Regions from separate parts of the Homo sapiens genome. Here region 2 is linked to region 1. Evidence: chromatin contacts called from ENCODE Hi-C or POLR2A ChIA-PET data. All regions are on one chromosome and are shown on one strand. Each heading gives the region's core, a stretch centred on a gene start or an enhancer-like site at or near the end of the contact. The rest is flanking DNA. Distances are from core to core; before and after follow the strand shown.

The links. Hi-C counts contacts between places; a loop is a spot of excess contacts on that map. ChIA-PET counts read pairs that join two places held with the same protein, here RNA polymerase II (POLR2A). Pooled maps may share reads with other maps.
Region 2: a loop to region 1 is called in a pooled map, with 2.3 times the contacts of the local background. The contact joins two enhancer-like sites. A Hi-C loop is called at or near these places in 4 of 37 single-sample maps with no recorded cell type and 4 of 50 pooled maps. POLR2A ChIA-PET finds 5 or more read pairs at or near these places in 1 of 52 experiments (Panc1).

Annotation. Positions count from the first base shown.
Region 1 is chr10:43,808,019-43,812,680 of GRCh38, reverse strand. All of the region lies in intron 2 of LOC105378275 (a long non-coding RNA gene), which reads right to left. Among named protein-coding and RNA genes, the nearest start is that of LINC02658, 31 kb to the right of the region's middle. Within about 2 kb of position 3,327, at least 2 of the 41 ENCODE cell types and tissues checked have a DNase peak (open chromatin) inside an H3K27ac peak, as active enhancers do.
Region 2 is chr10:44,042,720-44,047,317 of GRCh38, reverse strand. No RefSeq gene overlaps it. Among named protein-coding and RNA genes, the nearest start is that of LINC02659, 130 kb to the right of the region's middle. Within about 2 kb of position 2,127, at least 6 of the 41 ENCODE cell types and tissues checked have a DNase peak (open chromatin) inside an H3K27ac peak, as active enhancers do.

The sequences.
Region 1 (4,662 bases), core at 2,078-4,577:
GCACAATCTAATCAGCTGCCAGCGAGGCTAGAATATAAGCAAGCAGAAAAAAATGTGAAAACGAGAGACTGGCCTAGCCTCCTAGCCTACATCTTTCTCCCGTGCTGGATGCTTCCTGCCCTCAAATACCAGATTCCAATTTCTTCAGTTTTGGAACTGGGACTGGTTCTCCTTGCTCCTCAGCCTGCAGATGGCCTACTGTGGGACCTTGCGATCGTGTGAGTTAATACTTAATAAACTCCCCTTTCCTTTGGCAACACCCTGGCAGGCACACCCAGGATCAATACTTTGTATCCTTCAATCCAATCAAGTTGACACTCAGCTTTAATCATCACATGTAGGTATCCTCTAGGGCCCATAAAATGAGGCACCAATGCTTATTACAGCATTGTTCAGAGAAACTAAACAAGCAGAATTTTATATTTATTCCATTAGTTCTGTCCCTCTAGAGAACCCTAACTAATACACTACGCTTATCCAAAGTTTTCCATATTAGCATGGCAAGAAAGGTCACGAGTATCTTACAAAGGATTAATTTTTTTCTTGTTTGTTGGAAAATTATTTCATTGTTTTTTCAGATGACTAGCAACCCAAATATACAGAATTCTTGGATCACAATCTTTTTCTCTCACTCCCTTTTGTCTTTCCTTCCCAAATATTGTTGGGATAATTTGGAGCAAGAATGATCTTTTTCCCCTTATAAATGATTTTCTTCTTTCTGGTGCTGACAGGATTTATATTCATTTTTGAAGTATAGTCGCTTCCATGGAACATGTCTTGGTGAATGGTTACTTTCTTTTTCCTAAGACATGATAAGCACTCTTATCTAATAATTCAGATCTTTTGTCATTTCCGGAAAGTTTTTTTAAACTATTTTAAAAATCCTTTCTAACTATAATTTTTTTGTTCCAAAGTGCTCTTTTCTCTATTTGAAGTGCATCAGTGGTGCACTGGAACACATTTGCCTGTTGCTTGTACTTACCATAGTATTCAAATCCCCCTCTAACCTTTGCATACTGTATAATTTCTAAAATCTCATCCATATGACAGTTCCATTTTTGACAACATCAATTCTAATAAACTCAGTAGTCCTGTGGTGCTATATTTGTTCCTCTCCATGTATCAATTCTCCTTGCCTCTCATTTTTTGATCTCTAAGTTGCAGAGCTTGTGGTTGTATTTCTTTAAAAGTATGAGTATTTGTTGTTCGAAAATATCTTATTTAGGTAAGATATTTAGGTACCTTACTTAAGCAAGCGTTCTTCCAAAAGAATTTTCTCTATATCCTGCAAGCTGCTTTTTAAACAATGTTTAGGAGAGGAAATACAGAGTGCTTTCTTTTTGTTTTTGTTTTGCTTTTCTCTTCTGCTGACTTTTCTTTAACCATTCATTTAAGGCCTGTTATCTGCCCCTAGACACTTTAAATGAATTATCCTCAGCTTTCCTGACTGTTTATTTGAAGTGTCTGGAATTCCACTTTAATGTTTCTGTTGGCTTTTTAGCAATACTTCATCGCATTACATTTGGAGTGATTGTTCTAGAAATTACAATACATTTCCTTAACTTTTACCGCCTACTTAGAGCTAGTATTGTACCACCCAACTTAAAATATAGAAATCTTATGACCATAGAGGTTTGGAATAACATTTGAATGCTACTCTTAACTCAGAAACTTGAGTGCCTGAAGTTTATGGTTTGTATTTTTATTCCATTTTCCAGTAGTCTGATGAAGATAAGAAAAGAACTTCCTTGTCTTGAACATACCTCCTAAATTCAAAAAGGAAACAAACCATTGCCTTTTGCCTCTTGTGCTTCCTCCCCATTTGTGAGCACATACATGCAAGCATGTTCATACACACACACACACACACACACACACAACCATACACTTGTACAAATGTAGGCTCTCATGCTGCATATTTATGTTTTTAAAAACTGTTGATCATTTGGAAATCATTAAGATTTTAACTCCTTCACCAGTTCATTGCTGTATGAGGAGTGGAACACACACTGTGCTATAGCACGCTTTGGGCACACTTCTTGCCCTCCCCACGTTCATGCCCTATGTACCTTTGCAATACTCTCCCCTGGGGCAGGGAATAATTATAATCCTCTGATCATCCAACACAATGTGAAGATAATAAAAATTAATTTCAAAAACAAAATTGCACATTTGGAAAAGATGCAGGATTTCATGAGTTCACAAGAAATGTCAGGGCCTGTCTGATCACATCACACCTTCCACCTGTGACTGACTCAGACCAGTCACCAAAGAGTTAAGAAAGGCTCTTGACAACATTGTTGAAAGCTTCTAATGCTTTTGCAAAAATAACAGGCTTTTTAATTTGCTGGGAAGGGGTGCTCTTGTACCACTAGCCTTGAGCTGTGCCCATGATAATCTATAAGAAAATAAGTTATAGATCACAACAGATCAACACATATTTTTTTAAATGATCAATTTTATCACAGCTCAGTGGTAAGTTTATAGAACAAAAAAAAAAGAGTGTCACTTGATAATGAGAAGAAACCTTAAAAGAACAAATGTTAAAGGGCAAACAACCCCCTCCTCCACCACACAGACACACACACACGTATACAGACAATCCTTAAATTCAAAGGCAGTCACTTGCCTCTTTCCTCTAGGAAAATCTAACTTAATCCCTTCAATGATCCCAGGTCTTCAAAAACAAAACCCTGGATTAACACCCTGAATTTAAAATCTGGGTGTCTTGAATGTCTTTGAAAGTACAATCTCAAAAAGCAAAGAAAAAATTTTCAGGTGGGAGAGGAAAAAAAAATACCTACAACAGAGAGAAGAAAACACATAATATCCCAATAAAATATCTTGGCACCTGTATGCTTGGCTGTACATGCACCTGTGTTGTACATGCACACATGTCCATGGGTTACCCTGGCCCCAACTTACACGGGGAAGGTAACTGTATGACCTATCCACACATCTGGCTGCTTCTACCCCAGCTAACTGACAAATACTCCCAAATATTTTGCTATTGGTTGATTTGACAGCCACTCTGGAATAGTTGGTTGGCAAGAGGTTTTAAAGCAACAGAAAACCCAAGGTTGGATGGATTTGCCATCCCCTCCACTTAGGTAAAATGGCTTCCAGTAAGGGGTTGTGCCAGTATTGGCTGCTAGCTAATTTAAGGTCCAATGGAAAATGAAAATAAACAAGTATTAATCCTGAGAACCTTTTTGTGGAGTTATGAAAACAGTCTGTTATAAAACGCATCCAGATGTCAGCCAAGAGTGAGTCAATTGGAATAATAGCTTCAAGTGAAACCAGCAAAGGGCAGCAGGTCAGGCTGTGGGGATTCTGAGGAATGCCCACTCACAGACCCAGGAGCGCACCGCTGCACACCAGCCTGGAGCCTCGCCCACGACACAGAATTCTGTTAAACGATCTATAAAAAGAATTTATGGATCCCATGGACCAACATCGATTTTTTTAAATTAATTTTGTCACAGCTTAAGGGCAGGTTTATAGAAGACCAAGACAAAAAAAAAAGCGTCATTTGATAATGAGAAGAAACTTTAAAAGAGCAACATTTTATTTGACAATTATTAAATTTTTATACCAGTGAAAACAGTTTAATTTTATAAAGACCTATAAAACAATCTCCTGTTGATACACTAGCCCTGTTCTTCAAAAACACATGCCTGAGGATATTTACTGGAACATTTAATATTAAGACCTCTGAAGTAATCTACAAGTCAATCTGTGGAATATTGGTTAAACAAATGATGGTACACTTCTACAGTAGAACCAAATGCAAGTGTTTCTTAATTAATTAATTTTTTATTTATAATTGAAAAAATGCAAATGTTGAAAAGGGTGATAGACCTCCTTGACAACTGCTGTGAAATCATGTCTAGCATAAATTAAGTAGGAAAAAGCAAGTAACAGAGCATTAAACATCATTATTCAGCCATCTTTGCATAAATCAGTCTATCAATCTATGTTTCTCTGATTGTCTATGCAGGAAAAGTTCTAGAAAGAAGCCAATGTTCATGATGGCCACCTCTGAGGAGTGTAGGAGCTGAGGGCAGAGGAGCTTTTCCTTTTTGTGTTGTAGTTTTCTATACTGCTTTAATTTTTCACGTTAGCATGTATTGTTTTTGTAAAGCTTTTTAATTAATTGGTTTAAAAGAGAAGGGGAGGGAAAGGCAAAAGAGCAAGCGGCCTGTTGGAGTGGAAAGCTAACTAATGGGGCATTGGCAATCTGGTTCTTAAAAGGAAATGGGACTCCTATGAAAATACAGAAAACCTCTGAAAATGCAGGAAGTCCAACAGTCACCACAAGGGAAACAGTTTTACCCACTGTGTTTTCTCAAATGAGTGAGCAATTGCCTAAAAATACTACACTGTGTGGTTGCATGTGTTCAGTCCCCACTCAGGATCCTGATAGCATCTCAATTACCTGATGCCAACTTCACTTTAACATTGACTTTTTATTTTAAAAACAAATTGCTGATCTTTGTCCGTGGAAAAGCTGTGAAGTATTTCGGTCCCTGCCACCTATCTGGAGGCCTCATGAGCTGCCACTGGAAACCTGTGGCTGTCAAGGACCATGAGATTTCCAGGTGCAATGTGGGGATAGAAACTCCTAGGACCATCTCAGTGCTGAGCTCGCAAGGGAGCCCA
Region 2 (4,598 bases), core at 878-3,377, 240 kb before region 1:
TCTGATTTATGAAGTATTTTTATTATATTACCTATTTTATATTATATTGGCGGCTCTGCTCTTTGAGACAGAAAAATAAACAGCAGCCCTGCAAGAGCCTTTGGTCTAGAGAGAAGAATATAAACACAACCTTCCTGCTCTGAATGGAGATTCCTGCCAAACGTTGTTTCGGGGTTTTCAGGCTTCTGAGATTGGCCTTTGTGTTTAGGAAGGCGAGGTTCACACGAAATATAAACGGTCCTATTCTCTAAGTTTTGAAAAGGCGAAGAGCTTAAGGTTTGTTTGATAAAACCAATAGAAATGCACCATTGCCCACTGCTATAGGAAATGTGTGTTTCCTATTTTGTCTGTGCAATGGCTAAATAGCCCTGCGTTGGCACAGCCAATTCCACAAGTGGGCAGGATTCTATCGGCCAATATGATCCTGAGCCTCCCCGCCCTTTGCCATTCTTTGAGGAGCTAGAGCCTGACAGAGGTGCTGAGGAGGCAGCTCTGCCTCCCATAATGCATGTGTGTTTTCTTTTCTCAAAGAAACAATTCTTCCACTAGAGCAGATGCCAGTTCCAACAGAGAGCTCGCCGGGGGCCTTTCTGGCTCCTGCAGGCTGAACTGAGTCATTGTTCACAGTGAGTTAGTAAGGTTTTATGCTAAACATGTGTTATCAGCTTCCAGCATGCCCCTCCCTCAGTGTGTACCTGGAAGCATTCCTGCCTGCTCTCCCGCATGGGCACCCTAGTGACGAGGAGAGGCACACAGGGACCCTATGGCAAAGATGAAGTAGCAAGGAGTTTCATCGGCATACACAGGCACATGCTCTCTACTCTTCAGACTCATCTATAAACAAAGTGCTATTTATCTTCCATGAAACAAATTAAAAGCTCAAAGTCAGAATGTCTGCAGCCTTGTATGGAGTGAGTACATTTCACACTCAACATTCGTTACAGTCTGGGACCAAGGATTTCACTGCGTTTTCCTAGTGCAGTGCTAGCCCCAAACCTGTTCCCTGTAAAAGCTTGTGAATGATGAAGGAAAGAACAAACAAGTGAATAAAGGAAGGCCTCACAGATACAACTGGATCATGATCCAGCTCTTATCAAAACCAAAGCATGTACCAAACTAACCAAGCTCCAGTTCCCATCCCCAGACATGGGTCACAGTGAGGCTTGCCCTGTATTGTATGCCAGAATCATAAATTAGGATTCCTAGCAGATGAGAATGTACAGGATCAGCACTGCCACAGGGATGAAGTGGAGAGCAGTGGGTTTCTCAGAGGCTACAGAACTGCTGATGCAGAAGCCTAGGGACATTTTCCACACCCCTCGGAGAAACGGGCTGGCTGGCCTCAATTCCCCCAAGACCATTTTAATTGTAGTGAAAAATGCGTAAAATAAAATGGACCATCTTAATTTAACCCTTTTACAGTTTACAGTTCTGTGGCGTTAAATACATTCACATTGTTGTGCAACCATCCCCACCATCCATCTCCAGAACTCCTTTCATCTTGCAAAACTGAAATTATCCCCATTAGACAACAGCTCCTGATTCCTCCTCCCGCAGCCCCTGGAAACACCATTCTTTTGTTTCTATGAATTTGACTTCCCTAAGAACCTCACAGAAGTGGAATCATGCAGCACTTGTCCTTCAGTGACTGGCTTATTTCACTGAGCATGATGTCCTCCTGATCCACCCATGTGGTGTGAATCTGCCATTGTTTTTGTGCAGGATGGAATCAGAGCCTCGTGCACATCCCAAGAGGAGCCACTGCCACCCCAGGACCTCCATCCCTCCCAGCATCCTGGTCCTCACACTGGAAGGAAGCCCAACTCACTTTTTTTGGATGGCTCAATGGGGCTTCATTACACTGTAAGCTAAACTATGCTTACAAAAATGGGATCTTGCTATATAACTATGGAAAATACAAGCTTAAGCAAATAGGCATTTCCCTGCTCATGTTAGAAGGTCAAGTTGGTTAAAAGAAAAAAGGCCATGTGGATCAGCTGGTGGCCCAATTAGAAAGCTCAGAGACAGTCCAAGCCCTTGTTTTCATTATCCCAAATGAGGAAACGCGGCAGCTGGAGCTGTGTATAGCCCCAGGGCCTGGGAACAACACTCAGGCCATCTGGATTCCCCACGAAGGAAAAGCTCCGCCTTTTAGTCTCTGAAGCTGCAGGATTGAGGAGATTCGCAGAGGAAATGTGTGTTTCTGTGGTCTTGGGCCCCTCCGTCACCCACCCAGCCACTTGGGGCCCAGATAGAAATGATGGTCAGTGGGGCAGACCAACAGCCTTCTAACTACATTCCCCAGCATGCCCTCTTTTTCCTTTCCTTCTTTGAGGGAGTCCTTAAATTTCTGCTAGCTGAAGTGGCAAAAACTCCCTCGCATACCCTTACTCTGTTGCCCTCGCTGAGCAGCTGACCAAGGGCAGCGTTGCTGATCACAGACAGATAGATGGCCGAGCGAGTGGAGGAAAGCCTGTCCAACCCCAGCCCCCTCTGGACCTCAAGCGGCCTGTCTAGCCCTGGAGTGCTGAGAGTCACAGCATTTAAACACCAGGGCAGCAAGTTCTGGTGCAACGGCCTGACCCCACGTAGTCCCTGGCTCCTCTGTGAGCCATCCCCAGGGGATAGGCAACTAGCATCTAAGACCCAGGGCCCTGCTGTCCCCCTTGGTTTAAGCTTTGAGTGAGAGGATGACAGGAACAAACACCAGGGGGAGAAATGAGGCAGGGAGGACCTGCCTGCCGGTGCCCAGGGAGCGCCCAGGAGAAGGATCATAGCCCAGGCCCCTCTCAGCCCAAGACTTTGTCTACTAAACAAGCTGGGCCTCCTTTGCTCCCCTCAATCAAACTCACAAATCAAAACATGCTGAACTAATATCCCCTAATAGCCAATAATCCATCAACAAAAGTTAAGTTGTTGCTTGAACAATCTTCCCCCTGAGGGAGTGGGTGTGTTTAAAAGTACTTCATAAATTATCTAAAAGGAAATATGAGTGTTTCTAGTTGTTGGAAGAGTCCTACCAGGACAGGAGAGCATGCCCAGTGTCCCTGTGTGCCTGTGCGTGCACTTATGGACACTTCCCCAGGCCTGTCCAGCTGGTCAGCATTTCAGGAGAAACCTGACCCTCCCCTTGGCCATTCCCATCTCCTCCTCCCCACACTGAAATTCTCACTGGGAAAATTTGCGGGATCTTTTTTCTGTGATTGTTTTCTTGATAAACCGTCCATGCATAGTGTTTGAATGTTTCATGGTTTCATTGCTTCAGAGTTCCTGGGAAAACAATGTCATAGGGGGTGCCTGAAAAATGAAGCTAGAAATAATTGCGGAATGAACAAGGAGTCGGCTCCATTCTTACTCCCTGAATTCCAGGAAAGCGGGGATGTGGCACAGCCCTGTGTGGAGCAGGTGCCTGGCAGCTGGCCCAGCACACAATGGGCCCACAAATGTGCCCAGCTCCCTGGGTGAGAGCAGAATGATGGGAGCCCACCGCCCATGCCCTGCGGAGGGTGTGCCCAGCCTCGGACAGCCAGCAAGACAGACGCGGGCTCCCCTCTGCCTTTCACCCAGAATCAGGGCTCAAACAATATCCGAGCAGGAGGGCCAAACTAAAAGCCACGTTTTTGTCAGAAGATTTGCCACATCAGCCCTAGAGCGCTTTGCTCCCCTCTGCAAAGCAGATCCTGGGCCCGGGCAGAGGATGCTGCAGGGAGAAGCCCTGGGATGGACTGGGAGGACCAGAGCCCGAGAGGCGGGATGGACTGGGAGGGCCAGAGCCCGAGAGGCAGGAGCCCTGGCCTGGGTCCCTGCCTGTGCCTGTCTCTCACCAGATGCATCACTGGCACCCGGGTCCCCCGTTTGACCCAGTGTCCTCACCTGACCAACAAGGTGAACAACTGCTCTGAGTCATGGAGAGAACATGTCAACAGTGAAATCCCTGAGGATGGGAATAGGGATGGACAAGGCTAAATCAAGGGGTCCCTGGGCTGAGCTCTTCCTGGGAGTCAGGCACATTGGAGTCATAGGAGTAGATGGCTCACCTAACACAGACCACAACATCCTTTCCTTGGCTACAGTGAAGACCCCAAAATGTGGGTCCACCTCTTCATTGACGTGTCTTTTGTTTCCTACATATTTCCTTTATTCGTATCTTTGAAGACTTACCTGGTGCATTGGGGAGGTTGGGATGCAGATTTGGATCCAAGCCATGCCAGGCACAGGAGACAGAATCAGAGAAGAAACTGCCAGGAGGTGGCATCAGCACAGTGAACAGGGGCGATTCCTACCTGTGCATTTGGAAGTGGGGGCACAGGAGCAATGCAGCCAGAAGTGTCCATGTGGGGCTGAGCCCTGCTAGGACCAAAGAGGGACAGGGTGGGGACCTCCAAATCGGGTCCTCCAAATCCCCAAAGCTGCCACTGAAACTTCTCTGCACCCCTAAACTGATGCTCAATATTTCAGTTTTCCCTGTATCTTTAGGGGTCTGACAGGAGAAAGGAAGGAATATTGGGGACCAGGTTTGCTTAATAGGTCTGTAATTCTTGCCCCTGCACCCACATTATTAGAGGGGTTACCAAGCCACAGTGTGATGAGCCCACAGG